Regions from separate parts of the Homo sapiens genome. Here all the other regions are linked to region 3. Evidence: chromatin loops called from intact Hi-C (ENCODE). Cell type or tissue: heart right ventricle. All regions are shown on one strand.

Region 1 (8,000 bases), 50 kb before region 3:
AATTAGCCAGGTACAGTGGTGCATGTCTGTAGTCCCAGCTACTTGGGAGGCTGAGGCAGGAGAATTGCTTGAACCCAGGAGGTGGAGGTTGCAGTAAACTGAGATCACACCACTGTATTCCAGGCTGGGCGACAGAGCAAGACTCCATCTCAAAAAAAAAAAAAAAAAAAAAAAAGATGAGTACTAAAATAGAATATGCACAAAGTGAGGATGGGGGGTTAATTTACCCTGCTACCAAAGAGCAGGGGTTAAGGATTATCAAAAACCTTCTATATTCACTATATTTTCTCCAAGCCCTATCCCCAATTACATTCTATTCCCCATCCAGACTATGATGGCGAATAGAATGTAATTGGGGATAGGGCTTGGAGAAAATATAGTGGAGAAGCAACTCAAATGGTTGCTTCTCAAATGATCCTCCAGAACAACATATTCATTAGAATCTCCCCATCTTTATTCACAAAGTTACATGAGAAATTTTAAAAACCCACTAACCATCCAAGGAGTATTTAAGCTTCCATTATGTGCAAGGTATTCTTAAGGATGCAAAAAAATACAAGACAGGTCCCTGAACCCAATGAATTTACCATCTAGCAAGGGAGATAAGTCATATACAAAATTATGATACTAAGGTATATTCCTGAGCCATACAGTATCTCAGGGGTAAAGGGGAACATAGCTCAAATATCTGGAGGAGCTCCAAATTGAAAACTTCTGTTTTCTTTTCCCCCATCAACTTGGACCAAGAGTCACAAATACATTCTTCCTCCATCTAGCAATATCCTTTAACCTACTTTGTGCCAGACAACATTCTGGTCATGAGAAAAAAGCAATGAACAAAACAGACAAAAATCCTGCCTTCGAAGGGCATATGGTCTGGAAGTGTAAAGGGTCAGGTAGGTACATATATGAGTGACTGGTGTGTGCATGTATGTGTGCGTGCGTGCATGTGATACAGCAGACTAGAAAGCATATGCTTTGGCTTAAATGGAAAGCTACCACCCAGTTCCAGCTAATTGCTGCTAGGCAGAAATTTGGGCCCAGTGTTCCCAGATCTGGAAGCTGGACATTTTACGGATTTTATGTAAGAGATCTCAGCTTTTAACAATCTACGACTAATTAAAAGTGTTTAAAACACTGCAGGCCAAGCAAAACACTTTATAGATGGAATTCAGGCTAAAGATACCAGTCTATAATCTGTCTTAGAACATGTATCATGATTTTTGGCTTAGAGATGCAGTCACTTCATATAGTGTTATAAACCAAGTGCTACTGGGCTGCAGGCAGAAGATCCAGCCTCTCAGCCAGTATTAAGGAGGTGAGAGCATTTAGCCTGAGCTCCTTCAGAAAACATCTCAGAATATGTCAGTGCTTAATTTTCTTTTTCTTTTTTTTTTTTTTTTTTTTTGAGACGGAGTCTTGCTCTTCCCCCCAGGCAGTGGCGCTATCTCTGCTCACTGCAAGCTCCGCCTCCCGGATTCACGCCATTCTCCTGCCTCAGCCTCCCGAGTAGCTGGGACTACCGGCACCCGCCACTGCGCCCGGCTAATTTTTTGTATTTTTAGTAGAGACGGGGTTTCACCGTGTTAGCCAAGATGGTCTCAATCTCCTGACCTCGTGATCCGCCCGCCTCGGCCTCCCAAAGTGCTGGGATTACAGGCGTGAGCCACTGCGCCCGGCTGTCAGTGCTTAATTTTCTATTCTTTGTTCACTTCTCACAGCACTTACTGGCCACATCCATGAGTTGCCACATGCTGAGGTATTTCTTTGCTAAGAATGGCAAGACCATTTTGTTCAACCAGGAAGTCCATGAACAGCAACTCAACCAATGCATCTGCCTTGATGGTTTGATTATTCAACAGATTAATACTGTTCATGAATATGATTAATTCTGATCTACTCTATAATAGGCTTGCTATTTAGAAATATAGTAAACTTCTGTCACCTGAAATTCTCAAGTGAGGGACTTTATGTAAATTATCCTGGACAAAAAAATTTCCTATAGTTAAATCACGTTTGTGCAGAAGTCACTGAAATACAGTACTGATGGCTGAAAAGCAAGCTACAAATTAAATATATAAATTACTACACAAATAGTCACAATACAAACAAATGTTTTAATAAAAATAGAAACAAAGCATACTACACGAAGGAAGAATTTCACTAAATACTAGTGCATACCAAATGAGAAAAGGAACAATTAACCCTAATAAAAGCTGGTCTTTCACTACATATGTTTGTAACAGAACTACACAGCATGTTAACAAACTGAAAAAAAAAAGACAAGACAGCAAAAATAAACTCTATAGGTTTAAATCTTCAACTTCAGACCCCAGAAAAGCATCTTTAAAGTCAGATAAGTCCAGGCATGGCGGCTCATGCCTATAACCCCAGCACTTTGGGAGGCTGAGGTGGGAGAATTGCTTGAGGCTAGGAGTTTGAGACCAGCCTGGGAAACACAGCGAGACCCCATCGCTACAAACAAATTTTTTAAAAATTAAAAAATTTTTTAATTTGTTTAAAATTAATAAATTTACTTATTAAATAAATTTATATTTACGGGCATGGTGGCATGTGCCTGTAGTCCCAGCTACTCAGGAGGCTGAGGTGGGAGGATCACTTGAGCCCAGGAGGTCAAGGCTGCAGTGAGCAATGATTGTACCACTGCACTCCAGCCTGGGTGACAGAGTGACAGAGACCCTGTCTCAAAAAAAAAAAAAAAAAAAGTCAGATAAGTAATTCTCAATGCCAGGAAAATTTATCATCCCTGCTGGTCTCCAGTTCATTGTATTAATCAATGGCAATCATTGCATTAGAAACTTGGTCACCCTGTCTTCAAAATATGGTGCTGTTGCCTTTTAACTGGGTTAGTTTACAGTGTATATAAACTTAATGATCAATCAGTGCCTCTACTGTATTTGAGCCATGACTTACTGTAGCAAAGTTAAAATCTAAAATGTAATGGAATAGCTCAAATATACCTCTGATCAGCTGTGTGGCCTATGGTTTCTTTTGGTTACCAAAATCTGGGATGTGAAACTTGCATCCCTTATACAGTGTTTTGTGTTCCCATTCTTTCTCATTAGAAGAGTCGCCTAAGGGCAGATTATCTTGCTATTAGTTTTGCTTTGGCCCAGAGTCTTTCATCTGCAAAACAGGTGTGTTGGTCACAAGGTAGTATCTGAATAAAAATTTTCAGGGGGAGAAATATATCTTACATACCAACAAGTTTAAAAAATCCAAAGGCATTTATAAGGATGGTCATTTCAGCACATTTTTTAAGTAAATAAAATACTGTAACTGCTTATCAACTGGTCAGGTTGGTTAAATTACAGTAGTATACTCGGACACTACTATAAAGATAATGAGAAAAGCTGAGCTTCATGAGCGCCCCCAGAACGTTATTCACCTAAAGGTTATCACCAGATGATGGCATCTGGCGTGGGGTTTTTTGTTTGTTTGTTTTAGCATTTCTTGATTTATAACGAACATGTACCATTTTAACAAAAGCAATAATCTTTCCTTTAAAAAAGAAAATACTGGCCGGGCGCGGTGGCTCACGCCTGTAATCCCAGCACTTTGGGAGGCCGAGGCGGGCGGATCACGAGGTCAGGAGATCGAGACCATCCCGGCTAAAACGGTGAAACCCCGTCTCTACTAAAAATACAAAAAATTAGCCGGGCGTAGTGGCGGGCGCCTGTAGTCCCAGCTACTTGGGAGGCTGAGGCAGGAGAATGGCGTGAACCCGGGAGGCGGAGCTTGCAGTGAGCTGAGATCCCGCCACTGCACTCCAGCCTGGGCGACAGAGCGAGACTCCGTCTCAAAAAAAAAAAAAAAAAAGAAAAGAAAATACAATTGACCTATATATGCAAATACGGAACTACACTCATGGTTTATTTTATCTCACAGGATTTTGGTGCACATTAATCATATGGTAGTATTCAAATATTACCTGATTTATGCTAAGTGAAAAATAACAAGGTATAAAACAGGGCAAACAGGGCAAGGGTCTGTGATGGGCAAGATGTTTTTTATTGACTACTATTGTGCCCAGGTTCTAGAAAACAGTCTGGAGCAAAGCTTACCTGTTTATCATGTGTTGCAATCTCAGAGCAGAGAGTGGGGAAAGACTGGTAGGAAAGAATAGGAGGGAAAGGAAACCAAGGCTATATGCATCAACAAACCCGCTACGGCTTAGCATGAAAACACAGACAACTGCTCATTTAGAAGGTTACAGGATGGGTTGTATGGAACTACTAATATTGTATGTGTGTGTGCGTGTGTGTGTGTATGTGTGTGTGTGTGTGTGTGTAAGGGGTAAATGGAGGAGAAAGGCAGGCAGACACGAAGCAATTTGTCTGCTGGCTCCTTCCCTTCTCCAGCTTCCAACTGCTCTGGTCAGTGATGTCAACTGCCCTCACTCCCTACTTCCAGGCTGTGTTTACCCAGCCACTCTGGACAGTCACTGGGGAAGAACACACCCCACGTTTGAACTTGAAAGTGGTAGGAGAGGCCAGGGTCTGGCCAAATGGGGCTTAGGCACATGAGTTGCTGTAGTTCTCTCCACAATGGACTTAACAGAGACCAAACCAGAGCCCCACCCTCACAGAGGGAAGATGAGACAGCCAGCACTGTTAGAAAACGTGGCAAAAGCAGCAACATCTGAAGACTCACCACTGAGCAAGCAGACTGCCTGAGGTGCAGACAGAACCAAGGGCATCTCGATAGACACACTGAGTCTCACACAACGCATACCCTTGTATACAGAATAGAACTTTAACTATCATGTATTTAAAAAACATACATTAGGAAAAACCTATACTTAGTCTATACTCAGTAGTCTAATGAAAAGGGCAGGGACTTGCAGCCAGACAGTTCTGAGATTGAAAATCCTATCCATCTGCTCCTTGTTGTGAAACGCCAAGTAGGTTGCTGATCTGTATAATCAGGATATTACATGGTTATAGTGAAGATTAAATGAGCTAAGGTGGCTAAAAGAGATGTTAGGCTCTGGCAGACATAGTGCTGCCTCTTACATAAGAGGGGCTGATTCTTTTCCTTCCCTCATTCAATCCCTCTTCCGTGTTCCTCCAGGACAACCTCACGTTATACTGCTAACATCACTCTGCCCAACATTGTTTATATTTATGATCACTCACTACACTGGCAGCTCCATGAGGATGGGATTATTTCTTTGGTGTCCACCTTTGCTGTCTAGTACAGTTCATGCTTATAGCTGGGGCTAAGCACACATTTGCTGAATGAACCAAGAACGTCAAACACCAATTCTCAGGGGAGACAGCTTTTCATAAGACCATTAGTAAAGTCACTTGAAGGACCCATGAGACTTCTAAACATAGTCTGACAGCTGTACCGGCCAGAAAGGTAGAAAAAAAATAAATAAAAGGTTTTGAAGCTAGACACATTTACATTCCAATCCCAGTTCCATCTCTTATTACAAGGGTAATATTTGGGCAAGTGACATAGACCCTCTAAAACCTTCATTCCCATAAACATAAAATCAAAATCATACTATATTTTGTAGGGCTAGTTTAAGAAATGAGATTAAATAATATAAACTATTACTCGTATGGTGTTAATCCATGTCACAAGGCACTCTTATCCTGACCAAGGTAGGGGGAGCAGAAGAGAGATTACTGCTATGAGTAAAAGGTATCTGCTTTTTTTCCTTTTCTTTTAATTCTATGCATTTTTACTGAATGTCTGCTGTGTGCCAGGCTTTGTACAAAATACCATCCTCTATAAGTTTACAAAGTGCTTTCACCTTAGCCTCTCTCTGAGCTCTCACCCTCCTGACTCTGCTTTAAGCCTGCCAAGGATACCCACTAGAAATGCTGAGAGATGAAGAGTTTCCATGACCTCTGGAACAGATGTGAATCGTAGCTCCAACGACAAAGGCAGTAAATAGGAAAGACATCCAAGTCTTGTTGATGACATAGTAAAGAGTAAGTGTGCCAAATACATTTGACCAGCCCCTAGAGGTTCCACATCTAAGGTTGGTATTATTCCCTAGGCCCACTCTACTTCTCTAAAAAAACTTATCTTTCAGGAAAAACCCTTTAAAAGAATTTAAGAATTCCTGATTTATCAGCTACTTGCAGAAAAACTGCTGAGCAAGGAAAGGGACAAAAAGCCAGTTAAAATAGAGAGGCATGGTATGTATAACCTGAATAAACCCCAGCAATCTAAGTGGCTGTCCTGGGTAGAAAGTCCAACAATCAAAAGTGAAAAAACAGTAATTCCAGTCTTTACATGCTTTCCTCAATGGATACGAGAAGAAATCAAAATCGTAACACACTTTTTATCTCTTAATCAATTCTCTCATATAATATAGTTGCTCAAGGGTCTCTCATTCACCAACCTACCCCACTCCCAACCTTCAAAACCAGTTTCAAATTTGCATTCTCCCCTTTCCCCTTTATCTTAAAAATTCTTTATTAAGAAGATTCAGCGTGTCTTCCCTATTTTTACATTTTCGCTCCATTCAGCCTATTAGAAAGAAGTAGAGTCCTGGAAGAAGACCCAGTAAGAAAGAATCCTTCCACCCTAGAAAGACTTACCACTGGGCAAGCAGACTACCTGAGGGACAGATATTACCAAGGGAATCTTGGTAGATACACTGAGTCGGTGAGAAACTAAAGGGAAGACTGTGAATACTAATATGAATAACTTGTATTTCTCTTTTGACAAATAATTGTACATGTTTATGGAGCAAACAACTCTTCTCTGTTCTATACATTATATATAGAGTCATATCTAAAGCTACTAGGTGATTATAATGACTTTTTTTTTTTTTTTTTTGAGATGGAGTTTCACTTTTGTTGCCCAGGCTGGAGTGCAATGGCGGAATCTCAGCTCACTGCAACCTCCGCCTCAGGGTTAAAGCGATTCTCCTGCCTCAGCCTCTGGAGTAGCTGGGATTACAGGCATGCATCACCACACCCGGCTAATTTTGTATTTTAGTAGAGATGGGAGTTTCTCCTTGCTGGTCAGGCTGGTCTTGGACTACTGACCTCAGGTGATCTGCCCACCTTGGCCTCCCAAAGTGCTGGGATTACAGGCGTGAGCCACCACGCCTGGCCATATAATGACTTTTTAAATCAAATAAGGGACAAGCCACAAAACAAAAAAGGTCAAAGTTTCTAAACGTAGAGATAAAAATAACACATTGAATGGGCCCGGGACAAGGAAAACTTCCGCAAATGTAAACAAATACTTAAGTAATACATGTAAATTGCTTAGAATAGAACCTGGCATGATACTGGATTAATGTAGTCATTGTTATTATTGACCCAACTTTCTTGGTTCCCAGCTCCTTTGTTGTTAGATGATCACACAAACCCCTCAAACAGAAATCACCTCTTTGTGTAGCTGTTCAGTTTGGGGACAGAATCTGACTTAATAGCTCCTCTAAAACAAGGTTCTTTTTATCCTTCTTTGCTGCTCCAGGCTAGCACAGTACCCGACACACAGTTGGAATCAACAAATGCTTGTTAAAGGAATTAGTTCTGCTAAGTGAAGATGGTTTACCCTGGAAACCTGAGACTTTACATTGAAAAGCATTCTAATCCCAGGTTGCCTTCTATGGGACCCATTTTTGGCAAGGATTTGACAAATCAGAGGGTCTGACCAAACCAATATTATATTATAACACATGATAAGCAGGCCAACTTTAGACACACATTCTAACAGCTTGACTGAAAAAGTCCAAGTTGATCCCAGTTTAGTTTTGTAATCCGAAAACACACTTCCTCAGTATTTTCCATACAGTTGACTACTGTGTGTGTCTCTCAAATCTCATGACCTGCCATCAACCCTCGAAGAAAAACAAAATTATTAAGACCAAGGTCTACAATACAAATAATCCGGTATTTGTCACAGGTTTCACTTTTGTCGAGCCATTTCTGAACTCATTATAAAACTATGTCTATGTAGGACCTTATTGTCCATGTCAACAAACCCCTACAACAAAGGAAAGA
Region 2 (8,000 bases), 110 kb before region 3:
ATGCATTCCCAAGGTCTCAGTTTCTCCCAAGACCTCAGAGCAAAAGTTTGCAGATTCCAACTGAGGAGCTATGGCTTCCTAGAGGAAAAGGCAAGCATTGCCCATGCTCAACCCTAGTGAAATTCTAAATAAAATTCTAAGACTGAAACAAACCATTTCTGTCCTTAATCCTTCTCTGAGCAAAAATATTTTTTACACTGTAGCAGTCAAAAATACAGAATCAAGCCCAGCAGTTTAACGTCTAGAATGCAAACCCCTATATTAAAACATCTATACCCATTTACCAAGCCTGCCCTATACCTAGAAATTTAATACTTTATCTTTGTTAGAACCTTCAACTTTACCCCAAATGGACATGAGCTTTCAATAAACTAGAATATAACCTGATTTACTAATATAAATCCATCCCAACCTAATCTAGAACCTATATACTTTTTTATTTTTATTTATTCATTTTTTTTGAGATGGAGTCTCACTCTGTCAGCCAGGCTGGAGTGCAGTGGTGCGCCCTTGGCTCACTGCAACCTCCGCCTCCCAGGTTCAAGCAATTCTCCTGCCTCAGCCTCCCAAGTAGCTGGGACTACAGGCACACGCCGCCACGCCCGGCTAATTTTTTATATTCTTAGTAGAGACAGGATTTCACCATGTTGCCCAGGCTGGTCGTGAACTCCTGAGCTCAGGCAATCTGCCCACCTTGGCCTCCCAAAGTGCTGGGATTACAGGCGGTGAGCACTGCGCCCGGCCCCTATATACTTTCTTAAGCTATCAATATAGTCATTCAGATCATAAGTTTTCTCTGAAAGGATTATAAGTATAGATTTCATTTGGAAGCAATCCTTGGTTTATAAAGCTACAAGCTTCATCATGAATGTTATTTATGTTATTTCAGGTACACAAGTGTTTGCAAGCGTCTTGAAGGCAGAGAGTGAAAGGATGTACAGACAGTGGAAAATAAACAGGATTTAGATTCTGAAGATACAGGTTAAAATTCCAGCCTTTACTTATTAGCTGCATGACCCTAATGAGTCACTTAACTTCTGCTGTGTGCCTTAGTTTCCTTGTTCGTAAAATAGATCACATTCCATCCATCTCACATAGTCACAGAAAGAGATAAAGTAAGGTATATATGTTTTACAAAATGTGTTATGTATAAATATCAACTTTTATCTTCTAATTGTTTTGAACATGTATCTCTCACCAGGCCTGTATTTGGGCATAATTCAATGGAACTGATCACAGCAAGTAATTAAAAATACTTCCTAATATTTATGTAGGAGACAGTATTAATGGTCAATAAAACCAAGCATTCTAAGAAAAGTTAGATACAGCACCCTTATGTGAACTCATAACCTTGAAAAAATTAACTTTCCAACTCAGTCACTAAGAGTAGCCCATGACAGCAACAGTGCTTATGAACACTACAACCTCTACAACCTCATGTGCACCTAGAGTCCTAGAAGTGGGTCCTTTGCATTATTCTCTACCAAAGGAATCAAAACTCTCTGGAAAGGGGTTGATTCTATGTTGTGAAGTTAAAAAAAAATTTAAGGTAAGCCTGAAAATTATTTTTGTTCAATAATAAAAGCAAGGTTGCTTTAAAATATATCACAGAATTGTGTATGAAATTTGTGATGGGGAAAATAAATAAAGGAAAAAATAAATCACAGAAAAAAAAATGTTAAGGACTTGGCCAGGCATGATGGCTCACACCTGTAATCCCAGCACTTTGGGAGGCCAAGATAGGAGGATCTCTTGAGCCCAGGAGTTTGAGACCAGCATGGGAAAGATGGTGAGATCCCATCTCTACAAAAAATGTTAGAGAGAGAGAGAGAGAGAGAGAGAGAGAGATGTTGAGTCAAAAGATACGATTTAAAGGGGCTCCCAATGTCCAAGTTGTAACATTTTAAGTTTATAACTAATTGAATCTGCAAACATAGGAGTTCATGATATTCAATGGAATAAAGTGTATGAGTTATTTTTTAATACAAAAGAAGTGAGAATATAACAGTGTAATGGTTAATTTTAGGTGCCAACTTGACTGGGTTAAGTGATACCCAGATAGCTGGTAAAGCATTATTTCTGGGTGTGTCTTTGAGGGTGTTTCTGGGAGAGACTGGCATTTTAATCAGTGGACTGAGTAAGGAAGATCCATTCTCACCCAGTGTGGGTGAGCACCATCCAATTTGTTGAGAGCCTGGAAGAACAAAAAGGCAGAGGGAAAACATTTTCTTTTCTGAAGCTGAGACACCCATGTTTCTCTGCCCTTGGACATTATTGGAACTCCAAATCCTTGGGCCTTCGGACATCGGAACTCCAGATGCTTGGGCCTATAACACTTACAATACAAGACATATTATAAGTGTTAAAACAGGGAGAGAGAGTATAAATAATTATGAAAATGAGTCTATTCTACTTTGAGGAGGGAGTCAAAAATACACTAGGTTGAAAGAGTAGAAAGACAGTCTAGATTTTAAGCACAGGACGCATAGAAAGAGAGGGCATACGGGAGGCTGAGGGTGCAGTAAGCCGTGACTGCAACACTGCACTCCAGGCTGGGTGACAGAGCAAGATCCCTACTCAAAGAAAGACAGGGCATCTTTGATGTGATTATGGGAAAGGATGTGGGGAGAGAGGTCACTGCAAATGAAGATGGAGAGGCAGGTTACAAGACAGGATCCTGGAGGACCTTGAATGCTGCCATTATCAAGGAGTTTGAACTTAGCATCTATGTGATTGGAAGAAACAGGATCAGATCAAGATTTTAAGAAAACACAACCAAGCTATATACACAACATGAGTAAATTTTACAAACACAAAGTTGAGAGAAGGAAGCGAGTATAAAAATGTGATTTCAAAAGTTCAAAAATAAACAGAACTAACAATATTTCTTGAGAATACACATACTTATGGTAAAACTGCAAACAAAAGCATGGGCATGACTACCACAGAAGTCATGATACTTGGAAGAAGGGATGGAGTGGAATAAGAAGAATATGACTGGAAAGAGACATTCAGGGATTTCTGGGATGCTGGCAATTTTTTGACCTGGGTGGTAATTACATGGGTGTTTCCTTTATAGTACAGTATATATTATATATAATTTTTGTGTGTGTATTCCATTTCACAATAAAAAGTTGAAGACATAGTTGGAAACATCCTGGAAAGATGCTGAGGGTAGGAGAAGTCTAGAGACAGGAAGAGAAATTAACAGCTAGTCACGACAGTACAGGCAAGGGAGAGCCTGAGTAATGTCACTGGGAGTGGGGACAGAAAAAAAGGTATTTGAGAATTACTTAGGAGTTAGGTCTTAGTGACCCACTAGAAATGAAAACTGCGGGAGAGAGAAGAGTCAAAAGTAACTGCCAGATAAAAGTTTCAAGCTTGGGAGATCAGATGACAGGTAGGGAAATATTAAGAGTAGCAGACTCAAGCAATTAAAAAAATTGAGATATGATTCACATGCAATACAATCTACCCTTTACAGTGTACAATTCAGTAGCTTTTAGTATACTTGCAAGGTTGTACAACCATCACCACTATTTAATTCCAGAATATTTTCATCACCCAAAAAGAAATTCCATACTAACTAACAGCCTTTCCCCAGTCCCTGTCCCCCTCCCCAGCCTTCATGTAATTTTAAGAGAATAAAATCTTGTGGTTAAACCCTGCCCCCTGCCTTTTTTTTTTTTTTTTTTAAATTGAGACAGGGTCTCAGTCTGTCGCTCAGGCTGGAGTACAGTGGCATGATCACAGCTCACTGCAACCTCAACCTCCCCAGGGTTGAGGGGATCCTCCCACCTCAGCCCCCTGAGTAGCTGGGACTACAGGCACATGCCACCATGCCTGGCTAATATTTTTTTAAAAAACCTGTCTTGACAGAGCAACAATGATATTCAACTGGTCTCAGCAGTTCAATCCCCAAGATCTTAATTTGCTTCTCTATTTCACAAAGTGGAGAGCTCTGGGGAAACAGAAAAGCTGCTTTTCTCAGGATATAGAGAGTAACATCCTGTTTCCTAGTTCTACCTTGGATAGGGACTCAAGTCAACAGAGAGAGATCAAGGGTGGCAGAGAGAGGTGTCTGGTTATAATGGCTTTCAATCAGTCCCAGTACGGTTCACTTTGGGGAGGGTTAGAAATGTGTGTGTGTGTGTGTGTGTGTGTGTGTGTGTGTGTGTGTGTGTGCGCGCGCGCCTGTGTGTGTGGTGGTGGCAGTGGTGGGGTAAGTTGTCACAATGATTGGAAAGCCTTACAGGCATTAGAGGGCAGAGGACAGGTATATTAACCTCAAACCATGCATAGGATAAAATCTCGCATAACAAAGAATTGTCCCACCTACAATTTCAATACACGCCTCTGAGAAATGTGGGGGTGGAGGGAGTGAGGGGTTGGGCAGAATTCCTATTATTTCTGCAAGTACAAAAACCAAAATGAGCCGGGTGCGGTGGCTCACGCCTGTAATCCCAGCACTTTGGGAGGCCAAGGCGGTTGGATAACGAGGTCAGGAGATCAAGACCATCCTGGCTAACACGGTGAAACCCCGTCTCTACTAAAAATACAAAAAAAAAAAAAAAAATTAGCCGGGCACGGTGGTGGGCGCCTGTAGTCCCAGCTACTCGGGAGGCTGAGGCAGGAGAATGGCGTGAACCTGGGAGGCGGAGCTTGCAGTGAGCCAAGATCGTGCCACTTGCACTCCAGCCTGGGCGACAGAGCAAGACTCTGTCTCAAAAAAAAAAAAAAAAAGAAAAAAAAATCAAAATGAAAGTTATGATCTGTAAGCGGGAACCAGGCCCAGGCCCAAGAATGTGTGGTTAAAAATAGCTTAGAGAACAGAAGATTTAAATGAGCTCACAGTGAAAAGGGTTATTAATGGAAACTCAGATATTAATAGTGATGAATCTCAGTTCACCAAGGCGAACCGCAGCCCAGGCCTGGTCGTGTTCCAGCGCCACTGTCCTTCAGTCTCTGATGTGTGTTACAGCTGCAGCTTCAGGTGTGGGAAAGAGCAAAGTTCATTGCCACAAACCCTGAGCCTCGTATCACCCATCAGAAAGAGTACCCTTGTGGGTATGTCCTACAGTTCATTCTAAAAAAATAAGAAGACCCATTAGGGAGCTCTCTACACAGGGGAAAAAAGTTTGATTTGTCTCCTTACTAAAGGTTTTTTCTTTCACTACAATGATTTTGTATGAAATTCTGCCACTGAAGAACCCTGTTAAAATTAGCAATTTACTTTCAAACATTTATTATGTGTGAAGCTCTGGGAAGCAGAGGCAACAAGATGGGACAGTTCTCAGATCAAAAGGGCTTCTGTTCTAGTGGGGAAGCTAAAATATGGGCACAACTTCATAAAATATACATCTGCCTATATAATGTACTGAGGTAAAAATAATTTACTAAATGAAAGTAAGTTTTTTCTTCCCCCCATATTTACTGAACACTTATTAGGTACATTTTATATACATGAAAGTAAGTTTTGGGGTCAGCTTCATTACTTAAGAGCTGCATAAAAATGAGCTCTTTCATATACCTAAGCCTCAGTTTCAATTATAAAATGAAGATGATAATCCTAACCAGGTTGTTACAAGAATCAAGTAAGGTAATATAAAGGTTGTTTTTTTTTCTTTCCCTAAAGAATATTATATATATAAACTTTCCTATAAAGTTCTATTACAGAAAAGGAAGAATTTTTATTTGATATAAGAACAGTTCAACAAAGGATAGAGCATTTGAACTGGGCTTCAAACATACGGTTAGGATAGTAAATGCATTACACCAAAAGTAATAAATTATTCAATAAGTTTTCACTGAGCCACTATAACATAACAACAAAAGCCTCTGCGTGCCAGGCTGTGGGCCAGGCAGTGGTGTTGGTACTGCTTATTATATTGCTTTTAAATTGCCTCCATGCATTTGTTTATTCATTAATTCTTTCCATAAATACATAAGATACAATTAGTTTACCAGAGTAGCAAGACACCTAGAAAGCCTGAGACAACTGGACTTGGAGCGAGGCGGTAGTTAGGTATGAGGCTGTGGGCAAGAAGAGGTGCCTACAGAAGCTCAATCCCACCAGGTCATACAGAGGCCAGAGCCCTGAGGCCCTGAGATGGGGTGAGAGAAACAGGTAAGAGGCAGAGCAGAGTTCTACCGACAATTTTACCTAACAAACAATGCCGTCCAGGGCTGGCTGTAGTGATAGACATCAGCTTCATGCCTTGCTGCAAATTACGAAGAATACCAACCTTCCTCCCATGTCTAGGCTTGAAAACAGCCCTTTTTCTAGGTCTGTGTCACAGGGCAGCACATTACATAAGATGCCCTGAACTGAGGGCACAACCAACTGAATGTTCCTGGTGTTTACTGTAAACTCTGAGCCAGCATGACCTGTGGAGTTTAAAAAAAAAAAAAAAAGGTAATTTCCCTACAGTTCTTCAATAAGAAAGTAAGAGGAAAACAAGAGGGAGATTCTGGGGTTTCTCCAAGCTGTGTGGTCTTTACCACCACCACCACCACCACCACCACAACAAAAACAAAATACAGTTACTTTGGGCCAGGCACTCTCCTAAGCACTTTACATATAAGAGTTCATTCCATCCTTACAACATCCTGTGAGTTGTTACTATTATTATCCCATTTTATTTTATTTATTTTTTGAGACGGAGTCTCGCTCTGTCGCCCAGGCTGGAGTGCAGTGGCACGATCTCAGCTCAGTGCAACCTCCACCTCGCTGTTTCAAGCAATTCCCCTGCCTCAGCCTCCCGAGTAGCTGGGATTACAGGTGCCCACCACCATGCCCCGCTAATTTTTTTTGTAGTTTTAGTAGAGACAGGGTTTCACCATGTTGGCCAGACTGGTCATGAACTCCTGACCTCAGGCGATCCAACTGCCTCAGCCTCCCAAAGTGCTGGAATTACAGGCGTGAGCCACTGCGCCTGGCCTATTATCCAATTTTAAAGATGAAGAAACTGGGAGGGTGAAGTGGTTAAGTAACTTAATTGTAGATATAAAGTTATAAATCGACAAAGCAAGGACTTATGACTCTGTCCTCTGGGCTCTTTTTGCTCACCAAGACCTGCCCCACGTGTCTCAGAAAAGTACTGAAACTTCTCAGATCTAGTGTCCTCAACTCCCATCAAGGGTGGCAGAAACGGGAACTAAAAAATATGTGTTTGTGTGTGTGTGTAATATAAAACATGATATACTGTTTCATGTTAATTCTTAGAGAATCTCTGGGTGGTGATCTATCAGTCCTTGGTCTGCTATTTATTGTGTGATCACCACATCTCAGGCAAGTTCCTTGGGCTAAGATTCATGAAGAAGGTGTCACTTGCTCTGTTCATAAGGTTGTCACGAGAATCTGATGTGTATAAGCCTTAGTGTATTCTTTGGGATCACTCTAAAGCTTTTTTTTTCCCAGCACTTTTTTTTTCAGTTCTTCACATGGTTTGGATCAATGCAGCTGCCAGATAAACAGCGTTACCTACCACAATAAAGCAAAGACTGAATCCGAATCCTAGACTGTTGAGAATATTAATGGCCACTCCTGTTTTACATGTCAAGCACCTCATATGATGCCTGACTCAGGGTTCAATGAATGGTTCCTTTACTTCCCCTCCTGGCTTTGTGCTTTTAAGGGTGAACTGCAAGGTGCTTGATGCTCCCAAATCCTGAGGCTAAGGAATAATCCAGCTAGGAACAGGACATAGAACTCTGGTATTGCCCCACCTCAGGATCACCAGGGATCATGTGCAAGACCCACAGCCTCCCTATGATTCAGTTTCTCCACCCCTCCAATAGGCTGATTCATTTGTTCAGGGTACACCATGGAGTCCAGCCAAATGCAAATAAACTGTCTATGGGGCATGTGCCAAGCTTTTCTGGGAGCAGGCTCATTACTGCCATAGTCACTACAACAAATAACAACAAAAGCCTCTAGGTGCAAATTACCACATATAATAAACTTAATTTAAGAAACACTGAAGAGACCCTTACTTGCA
Region 3 (8,000 bases):
GGGGAGAGGGGTTAAAAAAAAAAAAAAAAAAAGCCAGAACTCCACGGCTCAGCGCCACGCTGTTCCACCTCCCCCAGGCTGCCAGTTCCCCACCTAGAGGGAAAAGGCTGTTCCAGCGATCTCAGTAAACACTGTCGGTTGGCAACACCTGGCCGCGGAGAGCCTCGATCTCTCCCGACCCCAGACACCCGGGAGCTGCCCGGTCCCAAACCCGGGCCAGCCACGGGGACCAAACTGCAGTGTCACACCGGGGTCGGGGGGAGGCGCCTGTGAGAGACGAACGGAATAAAGGGAAAGAAGGGGGACAAACAAATGAGTCACTTAATACAAGGGCTGCACATGCCGCTGACGCTGCCGGTGATGCAGCCGCGGACGGAGGGAGGCCGGCGGCCGGGAGGGGCAGGCGGAGAAAGGGAAGGAGAGGGCGTGAGGCGCTCGCCCTTTGTGGGGCCGTCCGCGCGGCCCCACAGCCTACGCCCCCCTTTCCCGCCCTCTCCCCGACCCTGCGGGCTGAAGCTGCTCGGGGCTGCCGCGGAGCCCCAGCCCCGAGAGTCAACTCTCTCGGTCTCCAGAAGCCATCAATACAAAACTTCGACACTGTATTTAGTTCACGAGCAGACCGGCTTGGGAGGCGCCGCAGCCGCACCCGCCTGGCGGAGCAGGAGCCGCAGCCTCAACCTGCCGCCCGCCCCGCCCCTCGGCGGCCCACCTGTGACAGGTGTGCAGGTGCCCCACACGCCCCCGGCCGCTCCTCGCCCCCGGCCCCCCGCGGCTCCGGGCCCGAGCTCCCCAGCCTGCCGCCCCTCCGGGAGTCCCCCGCCCCTCCGCAGGCCCCGGAGCGCCCCCCGCCCGCCCCTGGGCGGCCGCGCCCGCACTCACATAGCGCCTCAACTTCTTCTCGGGAGGCGATTTCCTCAGCCAGCCGGTGCACACCACGTCGCCGCCGCCGCTCATGCTGCCGGCCTGGAGCCCCCCGCCGGGTCGCGCGGACGAGGGCGCGGGCTCGGGCAGCTGGGGCAGCGGCCGGCGGTGCGCAGCTCGCGGGAGGCCAGGGGCGGGGCGGGCGGCCCGGCGGGGACTAGGCGGCGCGGCGCGGCGCGAGCCCGGCAGCCTCGCGCGCGCCCGCTCCCCCGCCCCGAGCGCGCGCAATCCGCACTCTCCGCCCGGCCGCCGGGGGAGCAGCTGCAGCAGGAAGGCCGGCTCGCTCGCCACGCCCGCTCCCGCCGCGCCCCCGAGGCCGCCGCGCACGCGGACGCGGGGCTAGGGACCCGCGAGGATACAGAAAGCCACCGCCGCCGGCGCGCCCCGGAGTCTCGCTTTCTCCTGAGGCCCCAAGCCGCGGGCGCGGAGGCCAGGGAGGCGACCGCGCCCCTGGCGCTGGCGGGTGTGAGGGGAAGGGACTGCGCGCCCTCGGTCGTCGATCGATTTTTCACCGAGCGTCGACGGGGAAGGGATACTAGGGCTGCTCACATTTCCGATACATTCTGCGGGTCAGGTTCCGGCTGAAAGGAGGGACCCCTTCCCAGCAAGAAGCTCCTTAACTCTGGCGTCCCTCGGCGGGAGGAGGAGACGGACCTACTACGCGCCGGAGCCTTTGCTTTTGTAGCTTACAGGATTGTCTTCAGTATTGTTCCTATTTTATGGACAGCCTAAGGGCAAGGGCTTGTACAAAGCCGAGCCAATTTTCCAATTCAGGTGTGTGGGGGAGGAGGGGTCCCGGTCATCTGCTATTCAAAATGAGGGCATTGCCTTAATGGGATCGACCTGGGAGCCTCTCATTGCCTGGAAACCAAGTCCAGCTGACTCCCTCCTACACTGCCTCTGGGAAAACACAGTTTAGTATAGAAAATTCGCATGATTTGTAGAATGGAAGAAGCAAAACTAGTCAATGTATTTCATAACGAATTGGAAGGCAAGGTCAAGTGCAGAAGAACAAGAAATTGGGGTCCAAATTCCCCAACGTTCCCGCTCATTGACACAGGCTATGAGACCTCTGTTTGTAAATATAATGGTATCCCAGATGTACGTGGAAGCACACAACCCCAGCACTTCAGCGGGAGGGGGGAGAAAAAAATCTTTTGTACGAGCTCTTTTCTCATCACAAAGTGTCTCTCTAAGCAGCATTAAAAGGCAGGTCCTCCCTAACTTCTCTGATAAGTGGATAGTAACCTGTTTATTCAATGGGGAACCGTGCTGTGTGGACAGATGAATTGGAGAAGCAGCATCTTGCAGTGCCCCACACAACCTCAGACTAAAGCTGTTTTGTTTATTTCTGTCTCTGTGCAGCTGAGTTGTTTCAAGCAGTTGGACATCATTTGGTCCAAAAGATCTTGATTGGGTTGGGGGAAGTTCACCCTCCTCAATTTGGAAAAGCGAATCCCCTACCACGTACTTAGCTCTTCTAGATACCCTGGGAGTTTTAGCGGTCAGTCCCCTGGATCTAACATTTCACTGACTTTCTTCAATATCCAGTGTGCTGCTGGATGGGAAGTAAAGCCAGAACTGGTAGGCTGGGACCACAGCTCCCTTAACCTTACAATTTAGGGATCCTTAAGTCACGTATGAAGGGCCACCACCAGAATGATGGCCATTTTAACTTCTGGCTTTAAGTACCTTAAATCCCTGTAAGACAAACAACACTTAACGTCTGCCAAATCAATCAGGAGGCGGTGACTTCCAACCAAAATAAAACTATCCTGACTTCATTCACATCTGAGTCATGGTGCCAAGTCCCAGAGATTGCAGAGTCGGAGAAATCTGCATGGTTTGGCTGCAGCTGAGGTTTGTGATGCAAGTCAGGCATACGTATGCCCTATCTTCCCCCAGAAGAGTAGTCTTACGTATCCTTTGATAGTTACATGATTCAATACACAGACTGGAAGACTGTTTAGCAAGAGTTAGTGGGGGTTAGGTCATATTCTGCCAGAAATTCCTTAAAGTCTTATTTTGTTTGCTTAGGAAAAGATGGTGTTATTTACAATTTCATGTGGAAATGGAAAAGTTTGATGTTTCTTGTTTGGCCAATGGCAGGAGGGACCTTGAAATATGAATACAACAGTCACCAGGTATCGACTTTGGGAAGGGTTCTCTGAACACCCCCATCTTTCCCCAAAGGTTAAAGAAAGGAGCTTTTTTTTTTTTTTTTAGACGGAGTCTCGCTCTGTTGCCCAGGCTAGAGTGCAGTGGCGTGATCTCCGCTCACTGCCAGCTCCGCCTCCCAGGTTCACGCCATTCTCCTGCCTCAGCCTCCCTAGTAGCTGGTACTACAGGCGCCCGTCACCACGCCCAGCTAATGTTTTGTATTTTTTTTTAGTAGAGACGGGGTTTCACCATGTTAGCCAGGATGGTCTCGATCTCCTGACCTCGTAATCCGCCTGCCTCGGCTTCCCAAAGTGCTGGGATTACAGGCGTGAGCCCGGCCGAAAGGGGCTTTTTTACTGTGCTCTTCAGCTGGACTCCCACCCTGCGTCCCTCTTGCTGCTAGTGCCCATCTCGGGCTGTGCATAGGAAGCAAGACTGCTGCTCAAGTCCCTGGCTGCACCCTGGAGTGGCTCAGTCTTTTGAGCCTGAGAGGCGTGCCAGGCCTGGAAACAACCCTTGGACGGAAAGTTCCTGTCTGGGCTTTTACTAAGTCCTCTCCACTCCCTGCTGTGTGTGTCTGTTTAAATGGTCCCCGGTTTTTGCTGGGAAAAAAATGGAAAACAAATCATTTGAATGATTTACATGAAGATAGGCGCCATCTATCGGAACCAGTTGGGGTGACAATCCCCCCACCCCCAAGCCCTGAGCGGACATGCATCACTAGCCCATAATTTAGGCAATTTTGTTTAAAGACCACTGGTATTTCCTGGGGGAATTAATCGCCGGCTCCAAGAGTGCTTTGGGTCATTAATCTTATATTCTTATTAAATTCTCAGGAAATGACTATCTTATGAGGAGGGAGCACTGCAGAGATTAGAGAAATGCACACTGGGAGAGCATGGGTACCACTTTGGCCCCCGCTCATAGCTACTCCCACTCCCCACAAAGCCTGGGGTTCTAAAGGGTGCACTGTGGCTTTGAGTGTCGTCAGGGACATCCGTCGCTGCATCCGTGCCTGTCTGGGAGTTGAGGGTTTGTGGCCAGCGGCAGGTGCATGGCTGGTGGAATGCTTTCAGAAACGGGTTGAAGGGCTGGAAGGAGAGCTGTCCTCAACTGCACACCAAGCTTGTGTGATTAATACCACCCACGCCAGGCCTGACGTCAGTGATTGGACTGGGGGTGGGGATGGATGTTTGTGTGCTAGCCCTTCTGCTTTTTCTCCCCTTCAATTTAGTTGACAGGTTAATTTCAGAACTGAGTGCTGCTTACGAAGGTCAGTGTGACCAGCTGAACCACCTCAGCTGGTGTCTTTCAGGACACTCATCTCTCAGGCATATAAAGGTGTATGCTTCTTTAACCCCTAGTTACTTGAGGCCCACATGGTTCCCTATATCAAATTACCTTAACTTACTCAAGTCAACTCTGGGCATCTGGTTGAGGATGAGATCTGGAAGTGGGAATGGGGTGGGGTTAAAGACCTAATTGGGTTTCCTCCCTGTCTGTGGCTAATAGTCTGAGAGTTACTTGACACTATACCCAGTGGGAGACATTTTGAAAATAAACTTTTGGCCGGGTGCGGTGCCTCATGCCTGCAATGCCAACACTTTGGGACACTGAGGCGGGTGAATCACTTGAGGTCAGGAGTTTGAGACCAGCCTGGCCAACATGGTGAAACCCCAACTCTACTAAAAATACAAAAATTAGCTGGGTGTGGTGGCGGGCACCTGTAATCCCAGCTACTTGGGAGGCTGAGGCAGGAGAATTGCTGGAACCTGGGAGGTGGAGGTTGCAATGAGCTGAGATCGCACCATTGCACTCTAGCCTGGGCGACAAGAGTGAGACTCTGTCTCAAAAAACAAACAAACAAACAAAAAAAAACTTTCTTAGAGAAAAGCTTGAGCAATCCCATTTTCCCAATTTCTCCTTTGAAAATAACCAGAATCAGTGCTAATGGCTCTGTGGCAGTTAGGCTCCCACGACTTTGCTGCTGACACTGGTAAATCAGTTGTCATAATCCACCAAGAACAAAGACTGTCAAGATCCTTGAGAAAGTGCTGTAGTCTTCCAAACCACACTCTGCAATGCTGGCTCCTTTTATTTGCTCTGCAGAGAGAACTCCTACCTTGAATTAGATCTTGAACATACGTCAAGACCTCTTTCCCTAAAACTGACTGTCCCCATTCTCCAGCAAAGTTGTTCACTCTTTTCTTGGTATCCACACTGCACTTATATAAATTGGATTATCACACTGTACAGCAAATATTTCCTTGTCGAGGAATTGTGAGTTCCTTGAAGACATGAATGTGTTTTTCTCACTTATTATTTTTTTAGAGACAATGTCTTGCTATGTTGCCCAGAGTGGTCTCAAACTCCTGGGCTCAAGTGATCTTCCTGCCTTGGTGTCCCAAAGTTCTGGGATTACAGGCATGAGCTACCACATCTGGCCCTTCCTCATTTTTGTATTCCCAGAGCTTCCCAGCATGGTACCAGCACAGAATAGATGCTCATTAAATGTTCATTGTGAGAATGAAGGAACCAACCCTTAAAGGATGACAGGTTGGGGCTGTAGACTACTGGAACATCTAGAACTCTCTGATCCATACAAACCAGAGAATAGTATTTGTGAAGGTACCTATAAGTGGCTGGAGTGGTTTTTTTTAATAAAAATTGTCAGATAACATCGATGTGTTTATTATGTACAATATGATGTTTTGAAATATAAATACAAATACATAAAATACACTGTGGGATGGTTAAATCTAGCTAACTAACAAATGCATTAACTAATATAGTTATCATTTTTGTGGTAAGAACACTTAACATCCACTTTCTTTACATTGCGTTTAAACCCACAGGGACGGCCTAGCTGGAAGGACTTAGCAGGCTGAGGTAATCCTGTGCAGTTCCACTTTTAAAAATGGTTGTAACTCGACATAGAAAGGAACGAGATCATGTCCTTTGCAGGGACATGGATGGAGCTGGAAGGCGTTATCCTCATCAAACTAACACAGGAACAGAAAACCAAACACCGCATGTTCTCACTTATAAGTGGGAGCTGAACAACGAGAACACAGGACACAGGGAGGGAAACACACACTGGGACCTGTGAGTGGGTAGGGGGTTGGGGGAGGGAGAGCATTAGGAAAAATAGCTAATGCTTGCTGAGCTTAATACCTTGGTCATGGGTTGATAGGTGCAGCACACCACCATAGCACACATTTACCTATGTAACAAACCTGCACATCCTGCACATGTACCCTGGAACTTAAATTAAAAAAAAAAGAAAAATTCCAGAAACATGTGAGAAAATAAGATTCCCCCGAAATCTTAAAAACAAAAACAAAAACAAAAAAACATGGCTGTAACTCTTGGATAGTTTCAGAAAACAATGACTCCTTTTAACCTTTTAACTGGTACCCCCAGATTCCAGAGAACCAACTTTGTCAACCCTTGGTTTCCAAACTCTGACACTGTTGTACACTCTTTACACACCCTCCTTTGTGGGACTACAGAATTAAATCTCTTTGCGGTTACTCTGTTATCTGGCTTCACTGTGACAATCCTACAGGGGTTTAGCACTTAACCCCTTGTACCAGATGCAACACTAGTGAAGCTGGAGAAAACCATGTCCCCTGAACTCAAAGTGGCTTTATTCAACAGATGACCAGAAACGTCATTTCCTTCTGCACCTGATAAATTGCATAGTAACTGTGCAGGCTTGCTAGTCTTTGTTTTGCTGGGAACCTAGAGGCCTCAGGATTTCACCTCATCTAACTATATAATTCTACCAGAATTACCCAAGATGATTGTCCGACAATATAGCCAATGATGTGCTGGCAAATATTTTAAAATTGGCTCCCTGGTGGTGTTGGTGGGTGCCTTGATTTACAGTATATGCCAACTGTTGTGGCATAAATACTCTGCCAGCCATGGCCAGTTTTAAGCTATCAAGTTAATGTCCTTGAATACAGAGTTAAGAGATACACAGTAATACACCATTATTTAGTATTTCCAACATAAAGACACAATAGACATAAATAACACCAAGAACACAATAGTAAAATGTAATTAGCCAAGTGATGAGTTTGGGGTAGTTACTACCTTTCTTTTTAATATAACTTATTTAATTATAAGTTTATATAACTTAATTTTTAATTAAGATATTCACGTATCACAAAAGTCACCATGTTAAAGTTTATAATTCATGGTTTCTAATATATTCATCAACTTTGACAACCACCACAGCTATCTAATTCCAGAACATTTTCATTACCCCAAAAGAAACACCATATCCATTAGCAACTCTCCATTCCCCCAATCCCATCAGCTGGCAACCGCTAACCTACTTTTCATCTCTATGGATTTGCCAATTCTAGACATTTCACATAACCATATTCATACAATATGTGACCTGTGTGTCTAACCTCTTTCGCTTTGTATAATGTTTTCAAGTTTCATCCATGTTGAAGCACTTGACAGTTCTTTATATACCGCATTTTATCCATTCATCAGCTGATGAACATTACAGTTGTTTCCACTTTTTGGCTATTATGAATAATGCTGTTGCGATCATTCCTGTACAAGTTTTTGTGTGGACATACGTTTTCAATCTACGTATTTATCTAGGAGTGAAAATGCTGAGTCATATGGTGACACTGTTTAACTTTTTAAGGAACTGCTGACCTTTTTTCCACAGTGGCTACACCATTTTACATTCCCATCAGCAATGTATGAGGGTTCCAATCTGTCCACATCTTTTCCAATGCTTATTTCCCTTTTTTTATTACAACTTAATTTTAACGATGTTCTACTTTAACAACCATCTTGCAAAATTCTTCACAATTGAACAGTCTACTCTCCTGGGTTGATACCACTGCACACAGCCACCAAAGAAAATCTCACCACCATCTCACTAGTCA

What was found. Peaks named below come from ENCODE experiments on the same cell type or tissue, not always from the same donor. Only the 100,000 strongest peaks of a DNase experiment are listed, where the experiment ranks them.
Region 1: a loop joins it to region 3, with 2.5 times the contacts of the local background. A loop is called at or near these places in 28 of 110 quality-filtered maps.
Region 2: a loop joins it to region 3, with 2.8 times the contacts of the local background. A loop is called at or near these places in 29 of 110 quality-filtered maps.

What each region holds. Positions count from the first base shown.
Region 1 is chr11:78,366,435-78,374,434 of GRCh38, forward strand. The region is part of intron 1 of GAB2 (GRB2 associated binding protein 2); the gene reads right to left. Among named protein-coding and RNA genes, the nearest start is that of GAB2, 47 kb to the right of the region's middle. RefSeq lists an enhancer at 3,744-4,694. In heart right ventricle, no CTCF peak of the experiment used is centred here; a DNase peak (open chromatin) is centred at 4,560; H3K27ac peaks cover 2,645 bases.
Region 2 is chr11:78,305,788-78,313,787 of GRCh38, forward strand. All of the region lies in intron 1 of GAB2 (GRB2 associated binding protein 2), which reads right to left. The region is part of intron 1 of LOC105369402 (a long non-coding RNA gene); the gene reads left to right. Among named protein-coding and RNA genes, the nearest start is that of GAB2, 110 kb to the right of the region's middle. In heart right ventricle, no CTCF peak of the experiment used is centred here; DNase peaks (open chromatin) are centred at 4,894 and 7,798; H3K4me3 peaks cover 819 bases; H3K27ac peaks cover 3,764 bases.
Region 3 is chr11:78,416,767-78,424,766 of GRCh38, forward strand. It overlaps GAB2 (GRB2 associated binding protein 2), which reads right to left and starts at 1,054. Exons shown (of 10, transcript NM_080491.3): 1 at 880-1,054. The coding sequence starts at 954. LINC02728 (long intergenic non-protein coding RNA 2728) reads right to left here. Exons shown (of 4, transcript NR_120564.1): 4 at 7,216-8,000. RefSeq lists enhancers at 40-794, 3,730-3,779 and silencers at 414-543, 614-713, 824-1,443. In heart right ventricle, CTCF peaks have their summits at 264, 1,244, 3,743 and 3,955; DNase peaks (open chromatin) are centred at 285, 1,195, 3,685, 4,235 and 1 weaker place; H3K4me3 peaks cover 3,956 bases; H3K27ac peaks cover 5,514 bases.